3 separate regions of the Homo sapiens genome follow, and all the other regions are linked to region 1. The links are chromatin loops, found by intact Hi-C in ENCODE. Cell type or tissue: CD14-positive monocyte. All regions are shown on one strand. Each heading gives the region's core, and the rest is flanking DNA. Links, peaks and the distances in the headings are about the cores only. Region 1 has its middle 29 kb from the start of LINC00683. Region 2 holds the start of LINC00908 (long intergenic non-protein coding RNA 908). Region 3 overlaps LINC00908 (long intergenic non-protein coding RNA 908).

The links. A loop is a pair of places that touch in the nucleus more often than their neighbours do. Peaks named below come from ENCODE experiments on the same cell type or tissue, not always from the same donor. Only the 100,000 strongest peaks of a DNase experiment are listed, where the experiment ranks them.
Region 2: it touches region 1 in a loop (2.5-fold over the local background); 2 of 110 quality-filtered maps call a loop at or near these places.
Region 3: it touches region 1 in a loop (1.9-fold over the local background); 2 of 110 quality-filtered maps call a loop at or near these places.

The regions. Positions count from the first base shown.
Region 1 is chr18:76,585,179-76,595,399 of GRCh38, forward strand. No RefSeq gene overlaps it. Among named protein-coding and RNA genes, the nearest start is that of LINC00683, 29 kb to the right of the region's middle. In CD14-positive monocyte, for the core only: no CTCF peak of the experiment used is centred there; DNase peaks (open chromatin) are centred at 3,913 and 4,343; H3K4me3 peaks cover 1,453 bases; H3K27ac peaks cover 1,438 bases.
Region 2 is chr18:76,523,640-76,533,860 of GRCh38, forward strand. It overlaps LINC00908 (long intergenic non-protein coding RNA 908), which reads left to right and starts at 5,016. Exons shown (of 3, transcript NR_015417.1): 1 at 5,016-5,324; 2 at 6,745-6,825. RefSeq lists enhancers at 4,758-5,398, 5,399-6,037, 5,535-5,614, 6,038-6,677. In CD14-positive monocyte, for the core only: no CTCF peak of the experiment used is centred there; DNase peaks (open chromatin) are centred at 1,862, 5,182 and 5,532; H3K4me3 peaks cover 1,962 bases; H3K27ac peaks cover 1,547 bases.
Region 3 is chr18:76,541,339-76,551,559 of GRCh38, forward strand. All of the region lies in intron 2 of LINC00908 (long intergenic non-protein coding RNA 908), which reads left to right. Among named protein-coding and RNA genes, the nearest start is that of LINC00908, 18 kb to the left of the region's middle. In CD14-positive monocyte, for the core only: no CTCF peak of the experiment used is centred there; DNase peaks (open chromatin) are centred at 4,443 and 4,773; H3K4me3 peaks cover 3,485 bases; H3K27ac peaks cover 5,517 bases.

The DNA.
Region 1 (10,221 bases), core at 1,003-9,002:
GTCATGCTTATTTTGATTTGAATGTGCCGTGAGATGGCCTGCTTTGCCCCCCAAGCTCCGAGGCAGGGCGGCTGAGATGGCCAGCATCCTCTCTGCTCCTGCGTGGGCTCCAAAGCCCGCCTTCTTTTCTGGTTTGTTCTTTCTTTCTTTCTTTCTTTCTTTCTTTCTTTCTTTCTTTCTTTCTTTCTCTCTCTCTCTTCTTTCCCTTCCTCCCTTCTTTCTTTCTTTCTTTCTTTCTTTCTTTCTTTCTTTCTTTCTCTCTCTTCTTTCCCTTCCTCCCTTCTTTCTTTCTTTCTTTCTCTCTCTCTCTCTTCTTTCCCTTCCTCCCTTCTTTCTTTCTTTCTTTCTTTCTCTCTCTCTCTCTTCTTTCCCTTCCTCCCTTCTTTCTTTCTTTCTTTCTTTCTTTCTTTCTCTCTCTCTCTCTCTTCTTTCCCTTCCTCCCTTCTTTCTTTCTTTCTTTCTTTCTTTCTTTCTTTCTTTCTCTCTCTCTCTCTCTTCTTTCCCTTCCTCCCTTCTTTCTTTCTTTCTCTCTCTCTCTCTTCTTTCCCTTCCTCCCTTCTTTCTTTCTTTCTTTCTTTCTTTCTCTCTCTCTCTTCTTTCCCTTCCTCCCTTCTTTCTTTCTTTCTTTCTTTCTTTCTCTCTCTCTCTCTCTCTCTCTCTCTCTCTCTCTCTCTCTCTCTCTCTTCTTTCCCTTCCTCCCTTCTTTCTCTCTCTCTTTCTTTCTTTTTCTTTCTTTCCTTCTTTCTTCTTTCTCCCTTCCTTCCCTTCCCTGCCTCCCTCCTTTCTTTTTCTTTTCTTTTCCTTCTTTTCTTCTTTTCTTTTCTTTCTTTCGACAGAGTCTTGCTCTGTCGCCCAGGCTGGAGCGCAGTGGCGCGATCTCAGCTCACTGCAACCTCTGCCTCCGGGGTTCAAGTGATTCTCCTACCTCAGCCTCCCATGTAGCTGGGATTACAGGCGTGTATCACCATGCTCGGCTAATTTTTGTATTTTTAGTAGAGATGGGGTTTCATCATGTTGGCCAGGGCTGGTCTTGAACTCCTGGCCTCGAGTGTTCTGCCCACCTCGGCTTCCCAAAGTGCTGGGAATATAGGCTTGAGCCACCGCGCCCGGCCCCTTTCTGGTAACAACATAGTTATGATGTGGACTGAGGCTGATTAACAAATACCACTTGTTCACAAAACAAATGTTTTTCAGTGAAGTTGTAAGTTTTACCATCACTTTTAGCAAACGGATACAGTGTTTTGTTTCTTTACTGAACTGTACAGTTTTGTTTTTCTGAGGGGATTTCTTTATACAAGTTAACTGTTCCTATTTGACCACTTCCATGTCTGAATCTACACACGGGTTTAAGCGAATTTCTTTTGTTGTTGTTTAAAATATTGAGTTACTTCTGGTTTCCCTAAATATTTTATTTTACAAATTGTTTTTCTTAAAATGGTACACAGACACCCATCTTACAAACACTGGGCAATATGAAGTGTTTTGTTGTAACTGTCAAGATATATTTTATATTTTTATTTTTATATTTTTATATTATAATTTTATATTTTTTTCCTCTTAAGCTACTCAGAAAGAAAAAGAATTGTTTTAACATAAATACTGTCAACTAAGAGGCTCTAAGCATGTGACATTCGTATCAGTCAGGCTTCTCCTGAGAAACCGAACCCATAGGACATGTGCATATATGGGATATGTGCGTATATGGGGCACGTGCGTATATTGGACAAGTGCGTATATTGGACAAGTGCATATATGGGGCACGTGTGTATATGGGCCACGTGTGTATATGGGACATGTGCATATATGGGACATGTGCATATATGGCACACATGCGTATATGGGACACGTGCATATATTGGACACGTGCTTATACTGGACACGTGCAGATGTAGGACACGTGCATACGTAGGACACATGCGTATATGGGACATGTGCGTATATTGGACAAGTGCATATATGGGCCACGTGCATATATGGGCCACGTGCATATATGGGCCACGTGCGTATATGGGACACGTGCGTATATGTGACACGTGCAGATGTAGGACACGTGCGTATGTAGGACACGTGCGTATATGGGACATGTGCGTATATTGGACAAGTGCATATATGGGGCACATGCATATATGGGCCACGTGCGTATATGGGACATGTGTGTATATCGGACACGTGCGTATGTAGGACACATGCGTATATTGGACATGTGCGTATATGGGACACGTGCATATATGGGGCAGGGAAAGAGGGCGACTGATGCAAGGCATTGATGCACCCATTTGTGGGGCCTGGTGGGTCTGCAGTCTGTAGGACAGGCCAGCAGCCCCAGTTAGGGAGGCGTCAATGCAGCCATCTTGAGTCGAGACTCCACAGGGCAGCGGGCCAGACACTCAGGTAGGGTTTCTAAGTTGCAATTGTGGGGATCCCATCTCTAAGGGCCCTAGGGGATCTCATCTCTGAGGGCCTTTAGTCTTTCCTGGTAGGGCCTTCAACTGATGGGACGAGGCCCACCCGCACGACCGAGAACAATGCGCTTTACTCCAAGTCCACTGAATTCAATGCTCATTGCACCTAAAAAACACCTTCACGGTGACATCTAGGCTGGTATTTGACCAAAAAGTTTGGCACAATAGCCTAGCCAAGTTGACACATAAAATTAATCCTCACAAATCCTAAAGCGGCTTTTACACAACTTGTCTTATATCTACTTTAAGTGATAGGGGTCCATAGGGGTGTTTTCATTCCCAGGCGAGCTACCTATGTTTGTTCCAAAAGAAAAAAAAAATCCCATCATGATTGTCTGCGTCCACAGCAGTTTAAACTGGCTCATTACATCTCATTTGTGGTGTGCACTGATGCAACATACAGGCTGCACAGTGAAGAGACAACTGTCATTTTAGAGGCTGAAATAGATGCTTTTATTGTTTTTTTTTATTTTAATTCTGTTCAGTACAGCTCTGTGTGCATGCAGAAAACTAATGAATAATGAATAGTACCATTACTAATACATTTCCCTGTCCAAGAAGAAGCTCTCAAAAAAATCAGAACTGGTTCATTGCCCTCAAAAGGTCAGGCTGCTTTTAGGGAATTGTCAAAACAAAACAAAGGCAAGCCCGAGACCCCAAACCAAAAATACCTCCCAAATTTAAGTAAAATGTTTTATCTGTAAAGTTGTGCCAAAATATTAAACTTGCTAATTTTAAAAGCCAGCCGAACTTTCAAACCAGTTCTGTGAGGCTTTGCAAGTTTCAGGTGTGTGTGCTCCTCTCTTGTGCAGGGAGGCTTTGGAGGGCTAATGGAACTTCTGTGAATAAATCCGTCGCCCATCACGACAGGGCTATCCAGATAGGGATCAAAATAGAACCCTGTTGGGGTACACTTTGGATTACTTAAAGGACGTCCACTTCTTCCTCAGAGGCATTTGCACACACAAAGCCCTGCCCATCAAGATAAGGCGCGGTCCCTAGAAGCAGTGAGATTAGAAAGCTGTGGGCAGAGAAGGCTCAACTCTAGGAAGAATTCTCCAGCTTGAAAACAGTCTCTACGGAAGTAGCAGAGGCACCATCTTCAAGGGGCGGTGCTGCTGTGATGATTTAAATAAAACCTGGTTGGTCTGAGAAAATAACAATAAGGCAACAGAAATGCTACGTTTGCAAATCTGTGCAGCTTCCGGTCAGCCGGGGATTGGCACCCTACTTCAGGGACATTAACGAGGCCAACCCTCCCACCTTCCTTTCCTGGATCTAACGGCTTACTCTCCAAGACGCGAGAGCAAAATCCCAACACCGAGACAGCAGATCATTGAGTGAATGTGGGCAGAACCGGCGACAGGATTTGAAACGATTTCCTTGTTCTTCTTAAAAAATGATTCGAGCCTCTGAGTTTTTATGCGTTCAACCTTTCTCAATGACCCAAAGGCACGTGATTGATTGGCTGAGTGAACTCTGTGAAAGCCATAACAATTGCTTGAAACTACAAACGGAGCGGGGCTATCTTTTCTGAAATCACCAATTTTGTCAGACGTGTGCTTTTTCTCTGTTTCTGCCTCCCTCCCATCCTTCATGGAATAAGGAAAACACAGAGTCCTCTATGATCTGTCCCTGAAGCTCACCATGCTTTTTTCAAACCCTGAAGCTAAACTTGTTTGTAACTACTTAATAATCAAAATGTATATCTTAACCTGAAGTCAGCATCCTGCTAGGGTGTTTATGTGAAGAACAGGAAAATACGAGAAACTATAAGCTACAGGTTTTAGTCTCTCAGAAAGCATAGAATATTATAGTTTAGATTGGGTGATGGGGAAGGAAGTCTCTCTCTCTCACACACACACACACACACAGCAATTAGAGAACAAAGTAAGAGAACAGCAATTATGTGCTCAATTGTATGACTGTACATGTTTTAAGTTCACAGAAAAAAAAAGAACTCAGTGTGGACTAAATTTGAGATGATTTCATTGTAGCCTGACAGATCCATTTTTAAAGGCAAATAATAAATTGATTCTAAAAATGCTCTTTTAAGGGTTCAGCATTAGAAGGGACTATTTTAGGGAGAAAGAAAAAGGAATGTGAACAGTTACACGCATAGTCACTACCCATTTGAGTTAAGGAAAGTTCAAGCTCTGGTAAAATAAAAAAGTCCTTTTAGCTGATGCATTAGCTTGCATATTGCAGCAGGGAAATTGCGCCCTAGGATTAGTGCCTAGAAGATATTTTACCAGTATATGTGTCCCCATTCTGAATTTCTTGCGTTTGTTCTTCAAGCATATTAATGCCTTTCTAAAGCTATTGAAAGAAATCTGTTGAGCCGCTTATGAAGACTCACAACAACGAGGCTTAAAATAGCTGCGCTTCTGGTCGCTTTATTACACCTAGACGGCGACTCCTCCTCCACCATTGCTCGGAAAAGCAGGGATCCTACATGCAGTCTCTGCAGAACGTCTGTCTGCTAAAGAAGGAATCGCTCCGAATAATCCAGTCAATGAAAAACGCTGAAGTCATGAGCAGTGAGATGTAGTGAGGAACCTTCAAGCCCTGAGCCCTTTTGCTCCTGCTTCTGCCTTGAGGTCCTCAGCTCTGCATGCACGGTCGGTCCTAGGGCCCGGGGCAGCCCAGGTGAGGGGGCGGCTTCCGGAGAACCTCTCCTCCAGCAGCACACGCTTCTCTTTGTTGACCTCCAAATCCAGATCGTTCCAATAGCACATCCTTGGTTTTTCCCGTTTGTTTTTTTCAAATTTGGACCTCAATTTAATCTCAGGCAGGTGGAAGTCATGGTCTCCTGGTCAAGACCTTCAGGAGACGCATCTGTCCCACAGGAGGTCCATCTGGGGGGACTCAACTTAAATGCAGGGGCCAGCAGCCATGTCCCTGTCCAGAGAAAAAGAAGGAAAGAAAGAAGCCACGTCCTGCAGAAGGGAGTTCAGAGTACAGCTGAGGTCCCAACCCACATGAGAATCCCTGCAAATAAAACATTTCCATATTGTGGGGTTGAAAAACCTTATTATTTCACAGCTTTAGACTTGAGCAAATCCAGTAGCCGGCAGAAGGTGGCTCAGAGCACAGGTGTCTGGGTCAAATTCTCGTTCCAGGTTTGACCGGCTTCAGAACTGCAGGTGGTCGCCAAATCTCCTCATGAGGAAAATAGGGCTGCCCAAAGAGCTTCTGAAAACAAGAAATGATACTCATGAAACACTCAACGTATTATACAAAGGCTCATAGCAGCACTAATCAATGCAGCCAAAAGGTAGAAACAGCCCACATGTCCATCAATGGGTGAACGGATAAACAAAATGGGTTCAATTCACACGTTGGAATATTACTCAGCCATAAAAAAGGAATGAAGTTCTGACACGTGCTACAACTTGGATGAACCTTGAAAACATCCTGCCCAGTGAAATAAGCTGGTCCCCAAAGACCACATGTTGCACGATTCAATTTACATGATATATCCAGAATAGGCAAGTCCAGAGACACAAAGCAGATTGAGGATGATTGGGGAGTGACTGTTTCATTGATGTCAGGTGCTTTTATGGGGTGATGAAAAAGTTCTAGAAATAGATAGTGATGGTGCCATACAGCATCGAGAATGTACTAAATACCACTGAATTGTTCACTCTAAAATGGTTAATTTCTTTTAAGAGATAGGGTCTTGCTATGTTGCCCAAGCTAGCCTGAAACTCCTCAGCTGAAGCAATCCTCCTGCCTTAGCCTCCCGAAGCTTTGGGATTAGAGGCATGAGCCACCATGCCCAGCTAAAATGGTTAATTTTACGATAGGTGAATTTTACCTCCATTTAAAGAAAATATTCAGTATACCCTCTGCTATTGTGCCCAGGAAATGCTGGTAACAGATGTTTCTGATTTCTGAGGAGCTTCAGTCCTTCCACGTCACTGGAAGGTAGAGGCTCTTCTCTACCTCCCCCCAGCAAAACATCAGTAGTGGAATCACAGTGAAAAACTACAGTATTGCCTATTTTTAAACCACTTCTCCATTAAATTCTCAGCTGCAAACATCACCCTACGTCTCAGTGTCTCAGATTTACAACTGTAGCAAGCTTGGGTCTGGGCCCCTCTTGTGACATTCCCAGCCAGCTGGCTGTTCATATTCCTGGCATCTACCACCTTTGTTTCAGGCCCACCCAACTGCCTGTCTCACGGTGTTATACTTCTTCCTACTGACTGCTCTGAGGGCCACTGTGTCTGCCTCCGTTTCTCTTCTAACCACTCTGCACCCTTCTGTTGGACTAGCCTTCTGAACAGAGTGTCTCTTTTCGCCTCCCTGTTCAGTAGTTGTCAAGGGATCGGTGGTGCTGTCCCTACAAACAGCCTCAGAGGCCATCAGGTGAAACCACCTGTTGGCTCCTGTCTGAGCACCTGACATTCTCATGTGCTTTTCCCAGACAAGACTCATAGAATTTAGGATTTTGAGAACACAGAGAACTGGAATCAGACCCCTCATTCCATGAAAGTGCAAATGTGTCCTAGGGAAATGCTTTTGGTCGCAGGTGCTGGGTTCTGCCGTCACTGCTGTCTTGGGCTGTGCTGGAGGCCACTCCTTGGGTTGGAATGAGCTCCCCCTCATCCCCCTCATCCCCCTCATCCCCTGTTTCCTCAGCTGGGCCAGTGCCCTGGATCTCCTGCCCTTAGTTAGCTTCATTAAGCGTTTGCGTCAGTGCTAAGACTCCATCATAGATAAACTCTGGGGTGTCAGCTGCCATCGTGGCAGGGACGCTTTCCCAGAAGTTCAGGGGCTTCTAGCCCATCAACCTAATCTCTGAAACAATCCCACTCTCAGTGCAGAAAGATAAGCCACCAGAGTATCTCATTTTACGGAGACACCCCCTCCCCGCCTCCCAGGCTGACACAAATGCAAGCAAACCAGCCACCCCCCAGCCCCCTCTGGGCCGTTTCCTCTGCCCCTTGCCCCCCATGCCCTCTTACAATGGGGTCTCCCCTACGATGGCCGCTGCAGTGAATCCCTCCGTTCCCCAAAGTCCACGTGACTCCTTTGCAAGGGAGACGGGAACCTTGAATGTATTCTTCATTTTAGTTTGATTCACCCACTGTGTGCAATGAAATGTCTTGGCTGGAAAGCGGTAGAAGTTAAAGGTCCCGTTTTAAATCTTGCTGGGAATGTTATCAGGTGCTCACTAAAGATGTCCACCAGTGATGATGCTTCCCTGTGCTTTTCTGTATGTGTTTATCTCTTTGTCTATAAAATGGAAAGGGTCGTTTATTCTCCTAGATGTTTTGAAGATTAACTAAATGAAGCCTGCAAGGAGCATAGCCAGGCAACACAAAAGACAGGTATTACTACGATTTTCCCACAGAGGTTCGCCGTCTCCCCTGCAAAGCCACTTAGGTAAACAGGAAATGTATTGCAAGACAAAAATGACTCCATGCGTCTCTGGAGGTAACCCTGGGGGATTACAGCCTGGCTGCCCTGGGCCCTGTGTTAAAATCCCGGCCAAGGATAAGAAGAAACCACCACGACAGTGGGAGCTAGGATCTTCAGATTCCAGAGCCAGATACTTTCCATCAAAGAGAGAGAAGGCTTTCTCACTGGGAATCAAGGAAACAGAAAGCAATTGCTTCAGAACCGCTATTGCTCACGAGCAGCACAGGCCACCTAGAACACACAGACCAGTAATGCTGAGCTTTGAAATCCGGCTGACCAAACAGAAATAACGATCATAGAGAGAAAGAGTCTGCATGCACCTCCGTGTCTGACTTGGTAGCTCCAGAACATAACGGCGGCCAAATTAAAATGCTTGGGCGCTCCATCCCCTGATTTAATGATTTAAAGGGCAGTGAAATAGTTCGTGATCATTTTTAAAATTTGATCTCTGCCCCAGGAATGAAAATATTCTTTCCCATCAAGATGGTGAAATAAACACAAAAGAAAGATGCAGCCTGTTTGGGAGCAAAATGTGGGAAAGATATTATCAGATCCAAAACCCTACCTGTGCATTTTTTTTTTTTTTTGAGACGGAGTCTCACTCTGTTGCCCAGGCTGGAGTGCAGTGGCATGATCTCAGGTCACGCAACCTCCGCCTCCCGAATTCAAGCGATTCTCCTACCTCAGCCTCCTGAGTAGCTGGGACTACATAAGCGTGCCACCATGCCTGGTTAATTTTTGTATTTTTTTTTTTTTTTGGTAGAGACAGGGTTTCACCATATTGGACAGGCTGGTCCCAAACTCCTGACCTCATGATCCACCCACCTCGGCCTCCCAAAGTGCTAGGATTACAGGTGTGAGCCACTGCAACTGGCCCCACCTGTGCATTTTTGCCAAGACTTGGCTTTTCAAAAAACAGAGACTTATTCTTAGTGCATTTCCTCTTTCCTGACCACAGACCACACTCCTGCCATCTTCCCTCCAAAACTTCCCAGTGCCAGGGCCCTTATGCAAGGGATTTCTGCTTTAGAGAAGATAATTTCTTTAGAAAAGAGGTGTCCTGCTTGATGAAATCTTGTCTGTTCGTACTTCTCAACTTGATCTTGTCTTTTAATATGTTTCTCCTTTTAGTGAAGAAATAGCAAGAAGCAATTATTGAAGCAGGTGTTTTTATGGGATGCATTTAATGAAGAAAATAATTAACATTGTTAAATCGTTTATTGTTTTTACTAAAACTTGCGAACACTTAACGTGATATTTGCTACAAGCCAGAAACTCTTCTGTGTGTTTATATAAATATATTGCGATGTTTAATCCTCACTGCTGAGAGATGAGGAAACTGAGGCACAGAAGGGCTACGGATTTGCCCACAGTCATAAAGCTTGTAGGGCAAACTTGTCCAGCCCATGGGCTGCAGGCCATTTGTGGCCCGGGAGGGCTTTGAATGCAGCCCAGCACAAATTTGTAAACTTTCTTAAAACATTATGGTTTTTTTGTGATTTTCTTTTTTTTTAGCTCATCAGCTATCGTTAGTGTTAGTGTATTTTACACGTGGTCCAAGACAATTCTTCTTCTTCCAATGTGGCCCAGGGAAGCCAAAAGTTTGAACACCCCTGTTGTAGAGAGTGGAGCCAGAATAAAACCCAGGCAGCTGACTCCCAAGTCCTTGCTGTTATAGACAGGACCACGTCATAGAAAGCTTGAGTTTTTTTCGGTTTTTATCCAAAAGACAGGCTCCAAAAGACAGGCGATAACACATGCGGTGAAGATGTGGAGAACCCTCTACGCTGCTGGCAGAAATGCAAATTTGTACAACCACTATGGAGAAAAGTTTGAAAATTCCTCAAAAAACAAATAAAGCTACCATGTGATCCAGCAAACTCACTACTCGGTATACACCCAAAAGAAAGGAAGTCAGTCTATCAGAGAGAGATGTGCACTCCCATGTTTGTGGCAGCGCTATTCACTATAGCTAGAATTTGGAAGCAACCTAAGTGTCCATCAACAGATGAATGGATAAAGAAAAGATGGTACATATACACAATGGGGTACATATACACAATGGAGTACTATTCAGCCATGAAAAAGAGTGAGATCCAGTTATTTGCAACAACATGGGTGAAACTGGAGGGCATTATGTTAAGTGAAATAAGCCAGGCACAGAAAGACATATATCACTCGTTCTCACTTATTTGTGGGATCTAAAAATCAAAACAGTTGAACTGATGGATATATAGAGTAGAAGGACGGTTACCAGAAGCTGGGAAGGGTAGTCAGGGGATGGGGGTAGGGGGAAGTAGGGATGGTTAGTGGGTACAAAAAATAAAAA
Region 2 (10,221 bases), core at 956-8,955, 62 kb before region 1:
TGTTTAATAGAGACGGGTTTGAGCATATTGGTCAGGCTGGTGGTATTCTTATTTTCTATAGTACATATCTTATATAAGAAAACTAAAGTAGTGATAGGATTTACCTAGTCTACCAGGTTGCTAAAAAACAGGTGTTTAAATTGTGCAATGTTGCGTAGAGGACTATTTGGCAAATATTGGTAACTTCAGCAATCTCTTTCACATCTGACTTCCCCCCAAAGCTCCAGCTGATGCCCACCTGCCCTAACATTATGGTATCTCATCACGGCCATGCAGAGCAGTTTCTATTGAAGTTTCTTTTCTAAATACATCTCCAGGGGTGCCAACTTTGCACTATCAAAAGCCCCAAAATGCTTGGGGAGGTTAATATTTTTAAAAGGCCATTTCTTTCCGACAATACCCAGGTTTGAAATCTGGGTTGAGGATCTTGATCAGGACAAACCCACAAAGTCTTCATACTGAGAAGGAAACATTTGCTCTAAAGAATGAACTAAATATGTTAAAATTAGAAAAGGAAAATTAAGTTGACTTTAGCATTTTCTTAACTGATTTTTGTTACCTGGAAACAACTTCTAAGAGAAGTTAAAAACACTTTAAACTTTTCATTTAAAGTTAAGTGGAAAATGGGGGTAGAAAACAATCTTCAGGAATGAGAAAAAATGCTATTTAAACAAAAAAACTCCACTACTTATAACTCTATTGAATAACTATCAAAAACATTCAGAGATTGTCGAGACTAACTGGCAAATTAATATTATTTTTTAAACTAACTGAAAAGCCTGATAAAAGGCACCTGAAACTATTCCACCAGCATGCTCTTGCTGGGAGGTTGTTCGAGACAGCTTTGGGGTTTTCAAACCTTAAATCAAGTAGAATTGAAAAGTTGACAGAAGCAGAGAAATCCACACACACACGGCTGAATTCAATTATGTTTTGCAAGAAAAGTGACTGAGGTATGTCACAAAAAGTAGGCAAGGAAGATAGATACAATTTCACAATTAACGTCATAGTTCACACATTGGACCATGACCAGTTTATATTTACCAAAGTCACAAAATAATGAATGCTTTATATGTTTCCATATGATTTTTGCATTTAGAAAATGTTTGTAAATTGCCTATCTAAGAAAAAAAATCACTGACTTTCTTTAAATGAAAATTTCCATTTACTTCTTCATCAAATAGTTGTGTTTTCTAATTTATCTGTGGTTCTTTAACCAAGAACAAATATATCATTAAAAAGAAAAATAAAAGACATAAATGATACCTACAAAAGCAAAACGTAGAAGCCTATTTATCGGGTACTCAGAGGGTTGGATAGGCAATTTTCTTATTTTAGAAACCATAAAAAGAACGATGTATTAATTAATTTATTAATTCTTGAGTGAAACTGCCCCAGCGAGTAGCTGTGTGCCAGTGCCAGTGAGGGACCAATTATTATTCGCCCCACACAGGACAATATGGAGAGTGCTATCAGAGGGGACGCCGGGGCTTTTCACCGAGTCCTTGCTGCTGTTGGGCTCTCAGTTGTTTGCTCTATTTTCTTTATTTAGCCATAAGACCGTGATCTGGGGTTTAGGACAGCAATATTTTTACAAAAGGCGCACTAAACCTCCCACATCTGCACAGCTCTCGTGACGATCTGTTCTGCACCCAACGCCGTGTTTTCCTGAGAGTAATATGTCCGCTGTGTCTTTAAAAGAACCACTGTGTCAGCTTTCATCTCGCTGTTTGCACTTTTACCTGTAATCTGATTGTGGGGAGAAAAGGAGAACTTGGGTATCCCTCCCTGGCACCCTGTTACCAATAGCATTTGTTTAGTTAGTAATTCTATCTCAGCCGGGACTTTTCCCATTCGCTGGGTTTGTTGCACTCTGTGTACATAGCTGCATCTCCATGGCAATGGAAAAACATGATGCTGGAGATTCAAAAGGGGGCGAGGGAGTGGAGGAAACACTACCCTCAGGTCCCAGCCTCCCGGGAGGGGCTGGGCTAATTTATATGTCAAGTTAAGGGATGCTGGGACTCAGAGATCAAAGAAGGTCAAAACTGGGCTCTTGGAATGGGAGATATTTATTATGTTTAATATAAATACAAATGTGTCCAAGAAGAGAAACTGAAACCTTAAAAGGCATGTAGATTGTGATTGGTAAACATAAATAACACATCTGAAAATGGGTAGATTGCTAAAATTAACAGGCACTTTTAAAAGCTGTCTTAATTTAAATCAGGATAAATTAAGACAGTGACAACCTCAATTGAAATTGAAAATACAAATCACTTGAAAACGTTGATTAAAATTTCTAACAAGACTTTAGAAATGTCTTGTAATACCTTCTGACTATAAATGCACTTTAGACATTTCTGGTTTCACTCCTCAGCTACATGTTTTGTTATTAAGAGCATTTGTTTCATACCGTTAACAATACAGCACTAGTTTGACAAATTGTGGTATGGGGGTGTGAGTGCCTGATGGAGAAAGAGGCTTTGTCTTTTGGGGGGCCCATTAGTGAAACAACTAATAAGCCTATAGCAAAACTGATATGATGGGAAATGACTTCTATTCAGTTAACTCGATTATTAGTGCTAATTGGGGCCAGGTGAAGCATGGATAATTGAAATTCACAGATAATCCAAAAACCTCTATTTAACCAATAACTTCAAACTTCTTCCCCATCAAACCAATTACCGGAGGAGCTAACAAATAGAAAAAATGGATTAAATTGAATTTCACTTCCCCCAAAGATTACCACTATGATGTCTTTTTTATTGATTAATTCAGAGCAAGAGCCAAAGATTAACTATATTTTAGAGACTAAATTACAGATAGTCCCCAACAATTAAAAAGAAAAAGATTATATTCCAACGGTTTGTTTATAAATCAGTTACTTCAGTTACTTGAAGCTCAGAATGCTTTTTCTCATAGAACAAAGCGTCGATTGGGGTAGGGTACCAAGGTAGCACACAGAGGTCAGCCAGTAACCCAATGACACTGGAAATATATTTAAGATTCTCAGCTCCTTAGTCAAGTTCTTTTGAATCCTAAATCCTTACCCTCCCACCCCTAAATCTCTCTGAGCCTTCAATCTATTTTTTTAACTGAAGTAAAACTCACATAGCCTAAAATCAAAAGTGTACAACTCAGTGGCATTTAGTGTAGTCACGGTGTTATGCCACCATCACCTCCAGTTTCAAAACACTGTCCTCATGCAGAAAGGAAAGCCCCCTTGGACCCATTAGCAATCATTCCCCATCCCCGACTCCTTCAGACCCTGGCGACCTCGGATCTGCTTTCTGTCTCTATGGATTTGCCTCTTCTGGACATTTCATACAACTGGGCTCATAACAATCTGTGGTATTTTGTGCCTGACGTCCTCCACTCAGCATAAGGCTTTTAAGGTTCATCCACGTTGTGGCATGTGCCAGTGTTTCACTCCTTCTCATGAGTGAATAATATTCCATCGTGGGGATACAGCACACTTTACTTATCCATTCCCCCTCTTGGAGGGGTGCTTGAGTTGTTTCCATTTTGTGGCTACTGCGAATGCTGCTGCTATTAAACCTGATTTTGACCCTGTGGTGGCATAAGGAGCTCATCAGGGTGAACTGGAAGGGGTGTGCCCCACTGCTGGTGTCTGGTCAAGCAAACCCTCACCCCTTGAGAGAGGAGTCAGTGGGAGACACCACTCAAGTCTCCATAATGAGGGACAATTTCAGGCTGGGACAACATGGTGGAGGAAGGACCTCTTCAGAGAGGAAGTGCACGTAAGGGGCAAGGACCCTAGAAAGACCTGTGGGACCTGTGGAGAGTATGCACGTCCTTCAGATTGAGGCTGGTTTGAGGCCGGGTGCCATGGCTCACGCCTGTAATCCCAGCACTTTGGGAGACCAAGGCAGGCGGATCACCTGAGGTCAGGAGTTCGAGACCAGCCTGGCTGACAAGGTGAAACCCCGTCTCTACTAAAAATACAAAAATTAGCCGGGCGCGGGGGCACACACCAAAAAAAAAAAAAAACAAACCTGGGCTGAGTGCAGAAATCAGTCCAATCCAGGGAGAAATCTGGCAAATACTCTTGGCCAGCTCCTGTTTTTCTGAAAACATAGGTGCCAGAAGAGCATCCGGTAGCAGCTGCCAAGTTCAATACTAGGACTCCACTCCACAGACAATTCTGTCACCCCATTGTGGGTGTCCTGGATGCCCAGAAAACCCACATCTCTTGATAAAGTCCTCCTGTGGTAAGTCTGCAACCCCTCTGCACCCAGCCCCTCTGCTGACACCCCCTCTGCACCCTGCATCTTTGCCAAGTGGGGAGAGATGCATTCCAGAACTCCAGTGGCAGGATCTGCCCTTGCCGGGATCATGCAGACTTGGCATTTTCCAGTACCTACTGTTGCTTGAGGTTTCTTATAATAGAGCAGGATGAGCAACACGACTTCTCGTTTTGTAATTTGGCACATATGTATATGTTTTATACATACATGCTATGTGTCTATATGTACACACGGCAATACATACGTGTATATGTATACGTATATATGTATGTCAACGAATACCTAAATATATAATCATATGAAACAAACTGTTTATCCCTGTTCCATAAACTTCATATCAATTCAATAAATAAAATTTATTCAAAATCCAATCATCCCAACACATTAACATTTAATTTTTCCCTATTTTCTGTCTGTGTTTGTCATTGAATATTAAAAGTTTTGCTTTTTTTTACTATTTCACCTCTTTTCTAGGTAGTCCATAATTTTAAAACAATATATATGGCACCACTTGGTCTTCACAGCTTTCAAGACAGGACTGTCAAGGCAAGGACACTCCTTAGGGGACCCTGTCCCATAAAGTCAAATTATGCGGGATGAGTCAGTGACGCAGGAGCTAAAAACAGTGTCCCTTTAAAAATGTGCATGCCTTTGAAATGGAATAAGTAAAGTACTTGCAGATGCAAATGGTTTCAAGTTTCACTGGAGACCCAGCGAAAGCGGCTGTTCTCAAAGTTGCCAGGCAGTGTGGAAACGCCCACTGAGGGGCACACAGTGAGGCGGCCACTGGCTCTGTGTCCTTGGGGAAGCCCCTTCTGCGGTCCCCTCCATTGTCTGCGTGACAAAGTGGACGTAGAACTCCCCCATTTCCTGCCCAGGGCGGGTGAGGACCCTGCACACACACGGTGTGTTTGTGAGCTGTGCAGAGTGGGGTCTCCCTGGCAATGGCCACAGCCTCCAGGGGCGCTGACACCTCCCGTCTAACTGGTAGACAGTTTCTGCCTCTTCTTGTTTGGGGATTGGAGAGGGAAGTGCGTCTGGATGACTACTAAGGTAAATATGGAATGGGCACCGCGTCTTCCCTTTCTTCTCTCCCTTCCCACGCACCTGCCTGGCTCCCCGGCTCTCCCGCCCTGGCCAGAGTCAATGTGAGCTGCAAAGTCCATATGTGAACAGCTGTGGGCAAGTCGTGCAACAGTGCTCATGGGACTTACTACGCATCTAAGCCGCTGAACTTCAGCTGGACCCCAAATGGCCTTGGTCACGTTTTGTTTCTGTTTTGTCATTTCCGGCTGCATCTCCCACAGTCTCAGCCCTGCGCTCCTTGCTCTGCCTTCTCCTCCCCACAGCTTCTTTGCAGATAACATCCTGGCCGTATTATGCAACTGAACCCATATTATCCGGGGGAAACTTACCCTCCTCTGCTCTCTAAATCTTCCTTTTCCTTCTGGTTTTGGAGAAAGAGGAGCTCCTTTCCATCAATCAGGTCAACCTCTTCCTGTTTCCTTTCTTCATTCTTCGTTATTTTCCACTCCTGAGTTTTGGACTCTTCTCTCGGTCAATAAGTATATCCGAATTCTTCCAGCTGTAAAACCAACAAATGAAAGGCCTCGTGTACCAAGGCTGCCCCCGCGTGCGGCCCCCCGGGCTGTGTGGCCTTGGCCTGGAACACAGCCCCGCTGCCACCTTCCTGCACTCCGTGGGGGAGATGGGCGGTGCACACTACCCAGAAGTGGAATGTGCATTTCACAGAAAATGACCAATTTAAGCAGAAAATTAAAGCAGAAAACGGGGTGAGAACGGCAGACGCGTGTGTGGGCACCGCAGCGTACACGCTTAGGATCCCGAGTTTATTTTTCTAGGGCCCGTGTGTTGGTGCGCATGCGCGTGCGCCCCCACCACCTGAAATCTTGGTAGTGCCTGTTAACCCGGCAGTAGACCCATGGGTGAATTTACTCTCTTCTCTGTGTCTTTCTGTATTTTCCATGCTTTCTGTGACGAACAACATCATACATACCGCTACTTCTTTTTTTGGGGGGACGGAGTCTCGCTCTGTCGCCCAGGCTGGAGTGCAGTGGCGCGATCTCGGCTCACTGCAAGCTCCGCCTCCCGGGTTCACGCCATTCTCCTGCCTCAACCTCCCAAGTAGCTGGGACTACAGGCGTCCGCCACTACGCCTGGGTAATTTTTTGTATTTTTAGTAGAGACGGGGTTTCACCGCGTTACCCAGGATAGTCTCGATCTCCTGACCTCGTGATCCGCCCACCTCGGCCTCCCAAAGTGTTGGGATTACAGGCGTGAGCCACCGCGCCCGGCCACATATCACTTCTTCTATTGTGCATTCACTGCACACCAAGCACTTCTATTGGGCGTTCACTACACACCAAGCCTAAGTAAGGGCTTTCTGTGCACGCTCTCATTTCATGCTTATGACACTCTGAGAATTAAGACCATTTTGGCCCCTGTCTTACAGATGAGGAGGCTGAGGCCTAGTGCTCCTAGCGGGCTTGGTCAAGAGCAGGAGGCGGAGGTGGTGGAAGGCTGTTTCCCTGCGGTGAGTGCTCACACGGTTGGCGGTGATTTCTCCGCAGGGTCTCACAGGCCGGTGCTCTCAGGAGCCACACCTGAAGAATGGCAGGACCCAGGGTGGGCAGAAGAGGAAGGTGAACTGAGGAACAGTTGCAACAGAGGCCTCGGCCAACCCCATGGAGGGCTCTGAATTTGAGAGCCCTGAGAGTCACTCCCCCTGAGGCAGGAGGCCAGGCGTTGCACCCATGCGCTGGCCACTCGCTGGGGACAGGCTGTGTCCAGGGAGGGTACCTGTGTTTGGGTGAGGTGCCCTTCAAGAAGGGCAGTTCCTGGAGAGTCCCCAGATAGAGGTTGTCAATAGTTGACACTTTCTGCAGCTGGCGGGACAGCGCTTGGTTGAGGGGGACTCTGGGTGGCCCACTACAGTGTCTACCACAAATGCCTACCTGCTCTCCAGGATACATTCAAATCTCGCCACCCCCAGGAGGCCTTCTTAGATTCCCATGGATCAGAATGGGCCTGGGATGCTCTCTTCCCATGTCCCTCAGGCTTGCTTGAGCTGTCTCAGGCATGACAGCTGTTGTGGGTTTGAAAGGCTCTGCCACTAGACTGTGATTCCCTGGGGAAGCAATAATCCCCTTTGGGGACATCACTGACTTCAAAACGGTTAAGGGTAAAAGGCAAAAGACCTGCCCGTTTGGGGACATCACTGACTTCAAAACAGTTAAGGGTAGGCCAGGCGCGGTGGCTCAAGCCTGTAATCCCAGCACTTTGGGAAGCCGAGGCGGGCGGATCACGAGGTCAGGAGATCGAGACTATCCTGGCTAACATGGTGAAACCCCGTCTCTACTAAAAATACAAAAAATTAGCCGGGCGTGGTGGCGGGCGCCTGTAGTCCCAGCTACTCGGGAGGCTGAGGCAGGAGAATGGCATGAACCTGGGAAGCGGAGCTTGCAGTGAGCCGAGATTGCGCCACTGCACTCCAGCCTGGGCGACAGAGCGAGACTCCATCTCAAAAAAAAAAAGGGGGGGTAATAGGCAAAAGACCTGCTTCTGTGGCCAGGCAGCGTGCCTTGGGTGTCACTTGTACCTGGCTTGGGAGTTGTCTAGGGATGACTTTGGGCTGCAGTTGGTGTTCCTGGAAGGCCACAAGACATGGCTGCTCTTCCAGATTTGGTGTGGGTGAGTCCGCTGGGAGTGCTGGCTCTTTCACACTGCTTGGAGGGTTCTGCCCGCCAGTGTAACTCACCCAAACTCACTAAAGCAGCAAATGGCAGCTCCAAGACTTAGCCTCAAGGAGGTGGACATCAGAAGGCATTTGATGAGGAAAGGACTCAGGTGCGGCCGCACCTGGCTGTCTGTGGGTGAGGGCCTGGGCATTTGGGTCCTAAGCAGATGGGTCCTGGGTAGGTGGAGTAGGTCTTGGGCAACTGGGTCTTGGGCAGGTGGAGTGGGTCTTAGGCAGGTACATCCTGGGTAGGTGGGTTCTTCTGGGCAGGAGGGGTGGATTCTGGGCAGGTGGATTCTGGCCAGGCAGATTCTGAGAAGATGGGTTCAGGGAAGCTAGATTCTGGACAGGTGGGTCCTGGGCAGCTGGGTCATGGGCAGGTGGATTCTGGGCAGGTAAGTTTTGGACAGATGGGGTCCTGGGCAGGTGGGTCCTGGGTGGGTGGGTCCTGGGTGGGTGGGTACTGGGCAGGTGGGTCCTGGGCGGGTGGGTCATGGGCAGGTGGATTCTGGGCAGGTAAGTTTTGGACAGGTGTGGTCCTGGTCAGGTGAGTCCTGGGTGAGTGGGTCCTGGGCAGGTAGATTCTGGGCAGGTAAGTTTTGGACAGGTGGGGTCCTGGGCATGTGGGTCCTGGGTGGGTGGGTCCTGGGCAGATGAGTTCAGGGCAGATGAATCTTAGGCAGGTGGATTCTGGGAAGGTAGATTCTGGGCAGGTAGATTCCGGGCAGGTGTGTCCTGGGCAGGGGAGTTCTGGGCAGGTGAGTGTTAGACAGGTGGGTCTTGGGCAGGTGGGTCCTGGGCAGCTGGATTCTGGGAAGGAGAGTTTTAGACAGGTGAGTCTTGGCCAGGTGGATTCTGGGCAGGTGGGCCCACAGATGGCAGGCCTTTAGCAGGGCCGAGGGGAAAGGGGAATGGAGAGGCTTACAACTGTCATCCACGTTTCATCCTTTTATGGTTTGAGGGACATTGCTTTTCAAAGCCTGATGTATACAGTTTATTAAAATAAAACCTTTTCCACACAAGACGAAAGAACAAAGCTTGGGAAGTGGATGCTCACGGTTTGTCGGAGGCGGCACCGCGCAGTTGTTGCAACCACGGGCTCTGGGCAGGCTGACTGTGTTTGAACACTGCCTCTACTGCTTCCCAACTACAGGACCAGTGGCCAGGCCACAATTTTCTCATCTGCAAATAGGGAGAGTGGCAGGACCTACTTCATAGGCTGTTTGAGGCTTAAGTGAGTCAATATTTTTAAAGCATGTGGAATAGAGCATGATACAAAATAAGTGCTATATAAAGACTCAATAAATAGATTTGGTTGAAAGACATATGAGAAAGCACTTTGAAAAGAGTCGGAAACTGATCTAATAACTTGATATGTGATGTGGGAAAATCATTGCATCCTGCCATGTCAGCGTATTTAGCTGTGAACTGGGCAGAGAGTTGCAGTTACCGAAAGCATGCCCGTGTATTCGTTGGTGTTCTTTAAAGAATATTATACTGCTCTGATAGTGGAACTTTGTAGTTGCCCAGAGGTCATTTGCTCCCTAAAAACTTAGCAAGGGGCCGGGCGCAGTGGCTCACGCCTGTAATCCCACCACTTTAGGAGGCTGAGGCGGGTGGATCATGAGGTCAGGAGATTGAGAATCTTGGCTAACATGGTGAAACCTCGTCTTTACTAAAAATATTAAAAAAAATTAGCCAGGCATGGTGGTAGGTGCCCGTAGTTCTAGCTACTCAGGAGGCTGAGGCAGGAGAATGGAGTGAACCTGGGAGGCGGAGGTTGCAGTGACCCGAGATCACGCCACTGCACTCAGCCTGGGCGACAGGGCGAGACTCCGTCTAAAAAAAAAAAAAAAAAAGTAGCAAGGAAAGTAAGCAGGCTACAATGGAACTAATACGCAATATTGCAAGTGGGAAAGGACATTCGTATTCAAACCACATCCCTCTGCCCTGGTAAAAGTGAAATGGTTTCAAACGGCTTTGCAGCTACCTTCAGATGGAGGTGGTCTGCAGGTGCAGGCAGTGTCCACAGGCACAGGGATTTAACCCTTTCCAGAATCTCTCTTCTCCCATCCCTTAAACCATGTGCTGCTTTAGAAAGCAGGGCATTTGTATGACATTGAGTAGCTTGCAGAACCTGTTTTTTCCCATCCCAAATGATAGTATTCTAGAATGTACATTGTTTTAATGGCA
Region 3 (10,221 bases), core at 1,525-9,524, 43 kb before region 1:
GGGCTGCACATCTGGCAGAAGGGGAGAGAGCAAGACCTCTGGGACGCTGTTATCTTGGCTGGAGTCCAGACCCCATTCTGATGTCTTGAGCAGATGACTTAACTTCTTCAGCCTCAGTTTCCTCTTTGTGACATTGGAATGATGCTGTTACCCACTTCTTAAGGACGTTATAAAATAACAGCACGTAAGAGCTGCTTTAAACTATGAAGAACTTTGTAAATGGTGGTAAGGTTTTATTTAATAGGAAGAGAATATGAGCAGAGAAAACTTTATTCATTTTTAAGATATAAAATGTGTGGAAAATTACAGTGAATAGATTTTATAACACATCCTTTTTCTCTGTGTTCACTGCAGATTTTCACATAATTTTTAAAAAATCACCATATGTCGGCCAGGCGCAGTGGCTCACGCCTGTAATCCTAGCACTTTGGGAGGCCGAGGCGGGCGGATTACAAGGTCAAGAGATGGAGACCATCCTGGCTAACACGGTGAAACCCCGTCTCTACAAAAAACACAAAACTTAGCCAGGCGTGGTGGCGGGTGCCTGTAGTCCCAGCTACTCAGGAGGCAGAGGCAGGAGAATGGCATGAACCTGGGAGGCGGAGCTTGCAGTGAGCCGAGATCGTGCCACTGCACTCCAGCCTGGGCGACAGAGCGAGACTCCTTCTCAAAAAAAAAAAAAAAGAAAATCACCCATATGTCTGGAAATCTTGCCTTAAAGTAGGTCTTTTTAAAAAATACTATTAGGTTGCCTGTAATCCCAGCACTTTGGGAGGCCGAGGCGGGCGGATCACGAGGTCAGGAGATCGAAACCATCCTGGCTAACACGGTGAAACCCCATCTGTACTAAAAATACAAAAAATTAGCCAGGCTTGGTGGCGGGTGCCTGTAGTCCCAGCTACTTGGGAGGCTGAGGCAGGAGAATGACATGAACCCGGGAGGCGGAGCCTGCAGTGAGCCGAGATTGCACCACTGCACTCCAGCCTGGGTGACAGAGTGAGACTGTCTCCAAAAAAAAAAAGATACTATTAGGTTGAACCACATAAAATTACCACTTGTTCAGTCAAAAATGGTCAAATATAAGCAATTTCATGTGGTTTGTCTGGATATTTTTCTCAAAAAAAGTTTTAGTTGGAGATTGCATTCCTTAAAAAAATTGATATCAAATAAATGATATGTTCATGATTGAAACAGTATGTCATAAAAACAAAGCTGCAATAATTATTGATGCCTACACTAATTTTAAATAGTCAAATTATGCTCCATGTCATTGCATGTTAGAGCTGAGAAGCACCTAAGAGATCATTAATCTAACATTGTTTTTAAGATATGGAAATTGAGTCTCAAAGAGGTTAATCACACATACAGGACCAGAACTCATATTTCCTGATTTCTAATTCAGTACTTTCCCCCCCATTCTATACAGCCACGCTATACAACATGCATATGAAATAGCCTGATTGTACAAGAGCCCTAGTGTTCTGTCAGATTTGCATATAAAAAGATTCTAAGAAATCACAGTTCTACTATAGCGTAAATAAGACCTAAATGAAAATATTAGCTGTTGAAATATTAAACATGTACTTAATGCTTTTGCTCACCTCTTTACACTTCAGGGCATATATATGACAAGCGATTTGGACCAACTCTTTCATGGATGGTCTTCAAGTACCTTCCCAGGACTCTGCCTCCCAAGTCCCTGAAGCAACTTAGCCCCATTCACCCCACCACCAAAAATGTGAGGAAAAAAAGATGTGGCCAGGTGCGGGCTCACGCCTATAATCCCAGCACTTTGGGATGCCAAGGTGGCCGGATCACAAGGTCAGGGGTTTGAGACCAGCCTGGCCAACATGGTGAAACCCTGTCTCTACTGAAAATACAAAAATTAGCAGGTATGGTGGCACATGCCTGTAGTCTCAGCTACTCGGGAGGCTGAGGCAGGAGAATCGCTTGAACCTGGGAGGCGGAGGTTGCAGTGAGCCTAGACTGCGCCATTGCACTCCAGCCTAGGCAACAGAGCGAGACTCCATCCCCCCAAAAAAAAGAAGAAAAGATGTATCCTGGTCTTCTGCATAATGTGCACTGTCCATCTGTTGGACATGGACTGATCACGGTCATGTTCCTGCTGGTGAGGAGGTGCCAGAAGGACATGTGTAGGAGAGACAGTGAGCGTGTGCTACTCGGAGCTTAGGAAGGGCTGTTCGTTGAATTGAAATCTGAACATGTTGATCTCATTCTTACGTTTGTAGGGGGAATCCCAAATTGTCAGCAACCCATCACTCCCAGGCAAAATCCAAACTGCTGGGCTGTCCCCTTGGACTGATTTGTGTGCTGGCTTTTGGGGACAGCTATCCTCTGCACAGTGGACACCAGGCTCTGTTAAGCTGACCTCTAATGTGCCTTGAGGTTGGTTACCTTGGTGAGTTCACTGTCCTCCCAGAGTTGGAGAAACCCTCCAAGGCGAGTTAAACTGGGTGGGTGATTGGCCCCAAACCGGAGGGTTAAATAACAGAAGTTATGCTGGAGTCAGGCTTGGAGGATTTGGCTTCATGATGTGCAGATTTTTTTTTTTTTTTTGAGGCGGAGTCTCACTCTTGTCGCCCAGGCTGGAGTTTAGTGGTGCAATTTTGGCTGACTGCAACCTCCACTTCCCGGATTCAAGAAATTCCTGTCTCAGCCTCCCAGGTAGCTGGGATTACAGGCACCTGCCTCAGCACCTGGCTAAATTTTGTATTTTTAGTGGAGACAGGGTTTCACCATGTTGGCCAGGCTGGTCTCGAACTCCTGACTTCAGGTGATCCACCCTCCTGGGCCTCCCAAAGTGCTGGGATTATAGGCGTGAGTCACCGTGCCTGGCCTCCGTGCAGAATTTCAGGTGGCGTCAGGGCTGTGGTCATGACAGAGACACATAGAAGTGGAAAATCAGTCCCTTCGTTACCTGCTACCTCCTCAAGGCACCCACGGCTCTCTTTATGTGTTAGAGCATTTGGCCTATGTTTTGAGTATATAGCTCTGTTTCATTTCTTTGGCTGGGAGCCTCCTTTGGGCAGGCAGAGTGTATTTTTTTCTCTTTGGGTCCCCTGTTCCTATTACATAGGAGACATTCATTGAAACTGTGGAATGAGTGAATGGATGAATGAATGTGTATGTGCTCCGACTAGGACTTTGTTTGATGAATAGGCAGGGTGGACTTATGTAATATGATTTGAGTGGCATCATCTGCCACCAATTTGTGGAATGACGTTATTAATCATTCATCTGGTTGGATGAAAGGCTTCTTCCTGGCTGGCATGGCTTTTGAAATGTAGCACCCTGCAGGGGTAGAGTAGGGCAAACCTCTGAAGTCATTACCACCCATTAGCAGCTGAGTGTGAATTGGTTAATCAGCTCACTTCCCTCCTGGGGGCTCCCTGAGAGCAGGCCTGGAGGGCCCTGTGGGTCTGGGCTGGTGCAGAAGAGGCAGGGGGGTTTCAGGGCTGGGTGGGCTAAGTGTCAGGAAAAGACCTTCGGAGAGAAGAAGCAAGGAACTTAGAGGGGAAGGGGGCTCCAACAAACTCCTCCCAGCTTTTCCAGGAAGGCTGCCCCGGGGCCTCTAATAGGTGAGCTGGGACCTAAGACGCCCACCACCCCCAAGGTCAGGGGGATTCCTTTGTGTGTGTGCATTTGCCTTTCTACTTATTCTTCTTAAAGAAATTACCCATAAGCTGCCTAACAGTGCCTGATCTACAGAACACTCAATAAATGTTGAAAAACAGCAAAATGTGGAAAGCATGGTTTTGCAAACCAACCCTGACTCTCTCAAGAGTCAATAGGATGACGCTGGGCCAGTAGCTTCCTCTCTTGGGTTCTTTCTTCAGCATCAATTGCTGATCAGACCATGGCTCTGATGGGGGCTCGTGTGCGCGCATGCATGTGCATGCAGGAAAGTGTGTGTGTGGGGGGGGGGAGTGCATGTGGTGCGTGGTGGGGGTGTGCATGCATGTGTATCTGTGTGTGTGCACACGGGTGCAAGTGTGTGTAGGGGGAGTCTCTGTGAGTTGGGCTATTTAAATGTTTAAGGAAATGATCAGTATCAGGGCAATGTTTTTGAATAGTTAAATGTGATTCAAGAAAACTGTTTTAAGAAAGAAATAAACGGTGCTATGACAACCCACAAGTTAAAAAGAGACCCGTATCTGGAAACAAGGGATAATGTGCCATGTTTTCCTGCAGGGCAAGCTGTGTCCCAGCCCCTGTGTTGGAAGACCTGAGCCACTGCAAACTGCTTTGGGGGCAGCTCAACCAAGGCACATCCACAGCGCAACATGCCCCACACAAGTCCAACAGCCCAACACTCCTTTCCAACGCATAGGCCTGTTTTCCGCAGAAGGCACACAACTCACACATGCTCCGTTTCCATTTTGCAACCTCACATCCGTAGGTTTTTCTAACATTGTTATTTCCCACAAATTGCATCTTTTGCGGCACATGATAAAACGAACTAGGTTAAGCTGAAATCGTGTAGCCACTTCCCATGGCCTGGTGAGGAAATCAGAGTGTGTTTTGCTTTGTATTCTATTCCCACCTCAAAGGCAGGATTAAAGTAGCACTGCTTGTCACGTCTCATTATGGAAATCGGTGTGGCCCTCACAGGGGCGCAGTCAGTTCGGGACTAGGAGCTGCTCTGAAGGTGTGACCTGCCTGCAGTCCAAGACCACAACCTGTCATTTCAGAGCAGGGAAGACCAGCCAAATCTCCCAGCAGTCTTAATCGTATTCACAAAAAAAAAAAAAAAAAAAAAAGGAGGCAGAGGGTCATGGGTTTCCCCATTCCGTAAACTGCTTGCGAAAATAGAATGGATTTCTCGCTTTGTTTGCTTTCTATTATCACATTGCATGGGCAGAAAGAGGCATGTTTTCTTCTGTTTTAAAATGTGCAAGAACCAGGGACACAGATCCCTGTTTCAAGAACATCTTCCAGATGGAAACGATTAGAATGCCCCCTCCTTACTTTCTTCATGCTCATCTCTTCTAATACGTTGGCTTTTCCTTGCCGGAAGTCAAGGAGCAAGCAGTAAGGAAGTGTATGCCTCTGCATTTGTTCTCTTAATTGTCACAAATAATTGGATTTTGGGAGAGAGACAGGAAGGGTCGAGGTGGGGCTACCTTATGTGAGGAGGCAGGAAGAGTTGTCCCAGGATGTTGCATTGCTCTGTTTTGTTTGTTTCTTTCTTTCTTTTAGAGCTCTGAGGGTGAATTTGATTCTTCTGTATTTTTTTTCCTTTTTTGGTGAGCTTCGTTTGGGGTTTTCCACGCTATCATTATTACGAACAATGAACCAGGGGAAGAAGGGTAGGGAGGAAAAGGTTTACTGGAAATAATTACGAGGCTGCTGCACAAATCAGGAGACAGGATGGTATAGAATTTTATTTCATTCTGTCTCCCTGCACTTGAGTCTCAAGTATGCTTCCCATAACGATGCAATTAATCTTGACATATAAAGACTGACCAGAATTCTAAACCTTAGGAAAACACACCTCAGCAAAATTCTACATGATGTTAACATAAAAAGCATGAGACAAGAAGGGAATTTAAATGATTAAAAATAATTGTAATGTAATTTCACTGCGTTCATCCATACCATTGCATTTCTTGAGCCGTTTTTACCTAATGCTGCTCCGAGAGAGAAGAGCATCTGAAAGCGGAGTCTGCATCGGGGTTGTCTCTCTGTTTATTTCTTCCACTCCCCTGTCTTCAAGGCTCTTCCAAGAATGGACCTCACAGTCTCCTTCAGTCATTCACTCAAAGACGTAACCATCCTCTGGGCTAGGAAATGCATCCTTGCAGCTCTCTCAAGCTGTTTACTCTCCACTCTTCCGACCTCTCTTCAGAATGACATTTCTCAGAGAGCAAAGTCCCTCTCATTTGCCTGGGAAATCTGCGATGCATTATCTAATACAGCTCATCCTCTAATAGATACTGATAGAAATCGATTTAAACCTTTACAACTCCTATTAATTATACACTTGAGATTTCAATAGCTGGTGAACGAAAACTTCACTAATATCCCGTAATCAGGCAGAGCGAGACAGCGTGGTAGAAATTGTAAATGTATATCAAGCCAGTATACGGAAGAAATGATCCAACATGTGTGTACAAAGGGTAAAACCGTGAGTGTGTGTGTGAGCGAGGCCAGCTGTGAAGCTCTGGCCTGCCTCCGTACCACTCCAGCTGCAGCTTAATGTGGTAACTAAGAGAGCAAAGCCCGCGAGGTTTCTCAAAAGACAGGTAGAACCCCAGACTGGGAGTTTCTTAGACATGAAAGGGCATCTTTTATTTTCTTCTTCTTCTTTTTTTGTTTTTTTTGAGATGGAATTTCTCTCTTGTTGCCCAGGCTGGAGTGCAATGGTGCAATCTCGGCTCACCGCAATCTCCGCCTTCCGGATTCAAGCAATTCTCCTGCCTCGGCCTGCCGAGTAGCTGGGATTACAGGGATGCACCACCAAGCCTGGCTAATTTTTTTTTTTTATAGTAGAGACGGGGTTTCTCCATGTTGATCAGGCTGGTCTTGAACTCCCGACCTCAGGTGATCCACCTGCCTCGGCCTCCCAAAGTGCTGAGATTGCACGCGTGAGCCAACGCGCCTGGCCAAGGGCACCTTTACTTAAAGTTTTACTGGAATGCAGTTCATCCTTAGATTTGAGAGAATCCTGTGTGCGCATGTGCTGAGGCTTCCCAGAAAGATGCAAGGTCTGAAGTCACAAAACCTGTACTATCAGTGGTATGGCCGGACGGTTTGTGTCTCTCCACTCTCCCTGAACAGAGGGTCACGTTAGCGGGTCTTTGTCCTCAGGCAGGGGTCGGGTCGGAATGATGTCATCGGTGGGCTGTGCAGGGTCTCCTCCCAGATGAACACATTTCCTGGTTTCCCTTTACCGCCATCCCCTTCTGACACCGGCAGCCGTGCTCCTGAGTGCCTTTTTGTTCCTGTGTTTTCTGGAAAAGTGTATGGTTTTGTGTTGGAGTGTTTTTTATCAGTGTAAATGGTATTGTGTTGCACATTTTATTTTGCTTCCTGTTCATTCACTCCGGATTGTGCCCTTGGGGTCCACCCCTTCTGAACGTGTACACATATGACTTGTCGCTTGCTAGGAGTGCCCCGGTACTGATCCTTTCCAAAATGACCGCTCTGTCCTTCCAGAGTGGACACGCAGGGTGCTTCTAACTCCCTACTACCAAAGGCACTCGGGTAAATACCCTCGCTCCATGAACAGCCTTGTGGAGGCCTCTGTGGAAATGCGTGCTCTGAAATGCACTGCTCTGAAACACGCCTTTGGTCATGGGGTGAGTGTGTGCTTCACATACCTCGGATGGCTGGTGGTGCGTCAGGGTGGAGCCACCAACTGCCCACTCAGAAACAGACCCGGGCCGGTCCAGGATCACGTATCCTACATAAAGGAGGCTTCCTCGGGCAGTGGGAAAACCTCAAGCCATCCCTGAGCCTTCTGTCCTATCCCATTTGACCTTTGGTTCTTGTAGCAATCACAATCACAATCCAAGACTGATTTGGGATTTGATTTGGGATTTTACGTAATATTTGGCAGAGAAAACCCCCTCATGACGTTTCTTTAGGGTTGACTTACTGTTTCATGAACATTGATTTTTTTCATAAGTTCCTTAAGTGAATCCGACTTGAAGGTTGATTGATATTGCACTGAATTTGTAGACTAATTTGAGGACAATTGAAGCCATTGAGAAAACTAAGTTGTCCCATGCAAGATGGGATTTGTTCGGATCATTTACCTCTTTAGTCTTTTTTTACTTTTTAACTTTGCATTTTGAAATAACTTCCAACCTTACTAAAAAGTTGCAAAAGGCTGGGCGCAGTGGCTCAGGCCTGTAATCTCAGCACTTTGGGAAGCCGAGGCGGGTGGATCACAAGGTCAGGAGATCGAGACCATCCTGGCTAACACGGTGAAACCCCGTCTCTACTAAAAATACAAAAAATTAGCCGGGCGCGGTGGCGGGCGCCTGTAGTCCCAGATACTTGGGAGGCTGAGGCAGGAGAATGGCGTGAACCCGGGAGGCGGAGCTTGCAGCGAGCCGAGATCGCGCCACTGCACTCCAGCCTGGGCGACAGAGCGAGACTCCGTCTCAACAACAACAACAAAAAAAGTGCAAAAGTAGAACAAAAAAGTTTCTCATATGCCCTTCACCCAGCTTCCCCAAATGTCACCGGCTTAAATGCAGCTTAGGGATCAAAATCAGGGCATCAGCGCTGATGCGACGCTCTTCACGAATCCGCAGGCAGTGTTCACGTTTCACCAGCTGTCCCCTTCACACCTTCTTCTGGTCCCAGACCCGATCCAGGACCACACATTGCCCTTAGTGATCATGGCTTCTGCATCTGGGATGGTTTCTCGGTGTTTCTGTGCCTTTCATGAGCTTAACACCATGGACGGATATACTAACTGAAGAAACAATGGCTGGCCTGTTATTTTGTAGGATGTCTCCCTTTGGGAGTTTTTCTGATGTTTCTTCATGATTGAATTCAGGTTGTACATTCTTGACAAGATTACCGCATAACTATGCTTGACCAGTAAAATAGTGAATGCCCAGGTATCACATGAGACATACTCATACCAAAAATGTATTCACTGTTCATCTGAAATTCAGATGTAACTGGGCTTTCCCTATTTTTCCTTTGGCAAATCTGGGAGGCCTACATATATGTGATTCTATGTCCTGCTCTGGGCATCATTTAAGGAGAACATAATTTTGACAACTCTCATCTAGTTTGATCAGTTGGTTAGGGTGACGTCTGCCATGTTTCTTTTAAATTGATGCCTATTTTCTCTGGAGAGAGAGTTTGTGTTTAAATAAATATCCAGTATCTCATCATATTTTGCCCACTAATTTAGCACTGGTTGATGATTTCTTGCCTGCAACAATTATTAAAGTAGTGTTTGCAAAATGGGGTCTTGAGGCAGCTATCATGTCCTCCGTATTCATTAATTGTGACACTACTATAAGGAAGAGCTGTGGATTCTCCTCCATTATGTATTCAATTATATTTTATGTTGGTAGGAAGGCATGGATATTAATGTTATTGGATGGGAAATAATCCATTACTGCCATTATTTATTAAATAGCAGTTTCTGAAATTGTTCCAGGTTTGGCCATGTGAGAGGGCTCTGGCATCCTTTGATGTGCCATCGTTATTCTCCGAGCACTTCCCTACTTTCTGGCACTACGACCTGTTCCAGCCCCTCTTGGGCTCCACCTACCCAGCCCTGGAACCAGCCCTGGAATCAGCCCTTTCCCTGTTCCTTTAATCGAAGAATGGTATTTAGAAGCCAAGATCTAGCTTCAAGGATGCACTCTTCCTCGAGAATTGTCATTCTCATTATTAATTTTACTTTTAAACTTTTCATTTTTAGTTGTACATGGCAAGTATAGAGAAATACTATTTTATTTTATATTTCACAACATAATTAAAGCTTCTACCTTGTACCGATATCTAATATACTTGATTTTTAGATGGCCAGTCATACAAGTGCAATTAGGTCTTATTACTTTCCTCCCACTAACATTTATTTTTATTTTCTTTCATTATAGTATTGACCAAGGCTGCTATGACTACATTAAAATGTAGACATGATAGTGGGTATTCTTATATTCTTATATTATGCCAGAAAGTATTCTTATATACCCACAATCATGTCTACATAGGGGGGGGATAGGGGACCTCAACTTAAAGAGAACAAAGCTAAAGTTGTTTGTTTATGTTTAAATGCTTCAGATTTTTTATCTGAAACTTTGCTAAGTAAATTTCTTCTATGATCTAGGTTGCTGAGATGTCTTTCATTTTTAAGTCATAAATGAGCATTGGCCTTCTTAAATAACTTTTCTTGCATTGTTGACTTTTTGAGAAGATCATCTAATTTTTTTGTTACAATCAGTTAATTGGAGAAAGGCATTGATTACTTTTCTGATATTCATCCATCTTTGCACTCCTGGAATAGCCCTTCTTGGTAATGATTTATTCTTTTTAAAATATAATATTGTAATCTCTTGATTAATATTACTCTATATGTAGGATTTTTGAAACTGTACTTTCTGTTTTTACATTGCCTTTATCTTATTTTGAAATCAAGATGACACTAGCTTCATATAAAATAGCTAGGCAATTTTTTATTGTTTATATATTCTAATAAAAATTCTACAGGAGAAGACAACTATT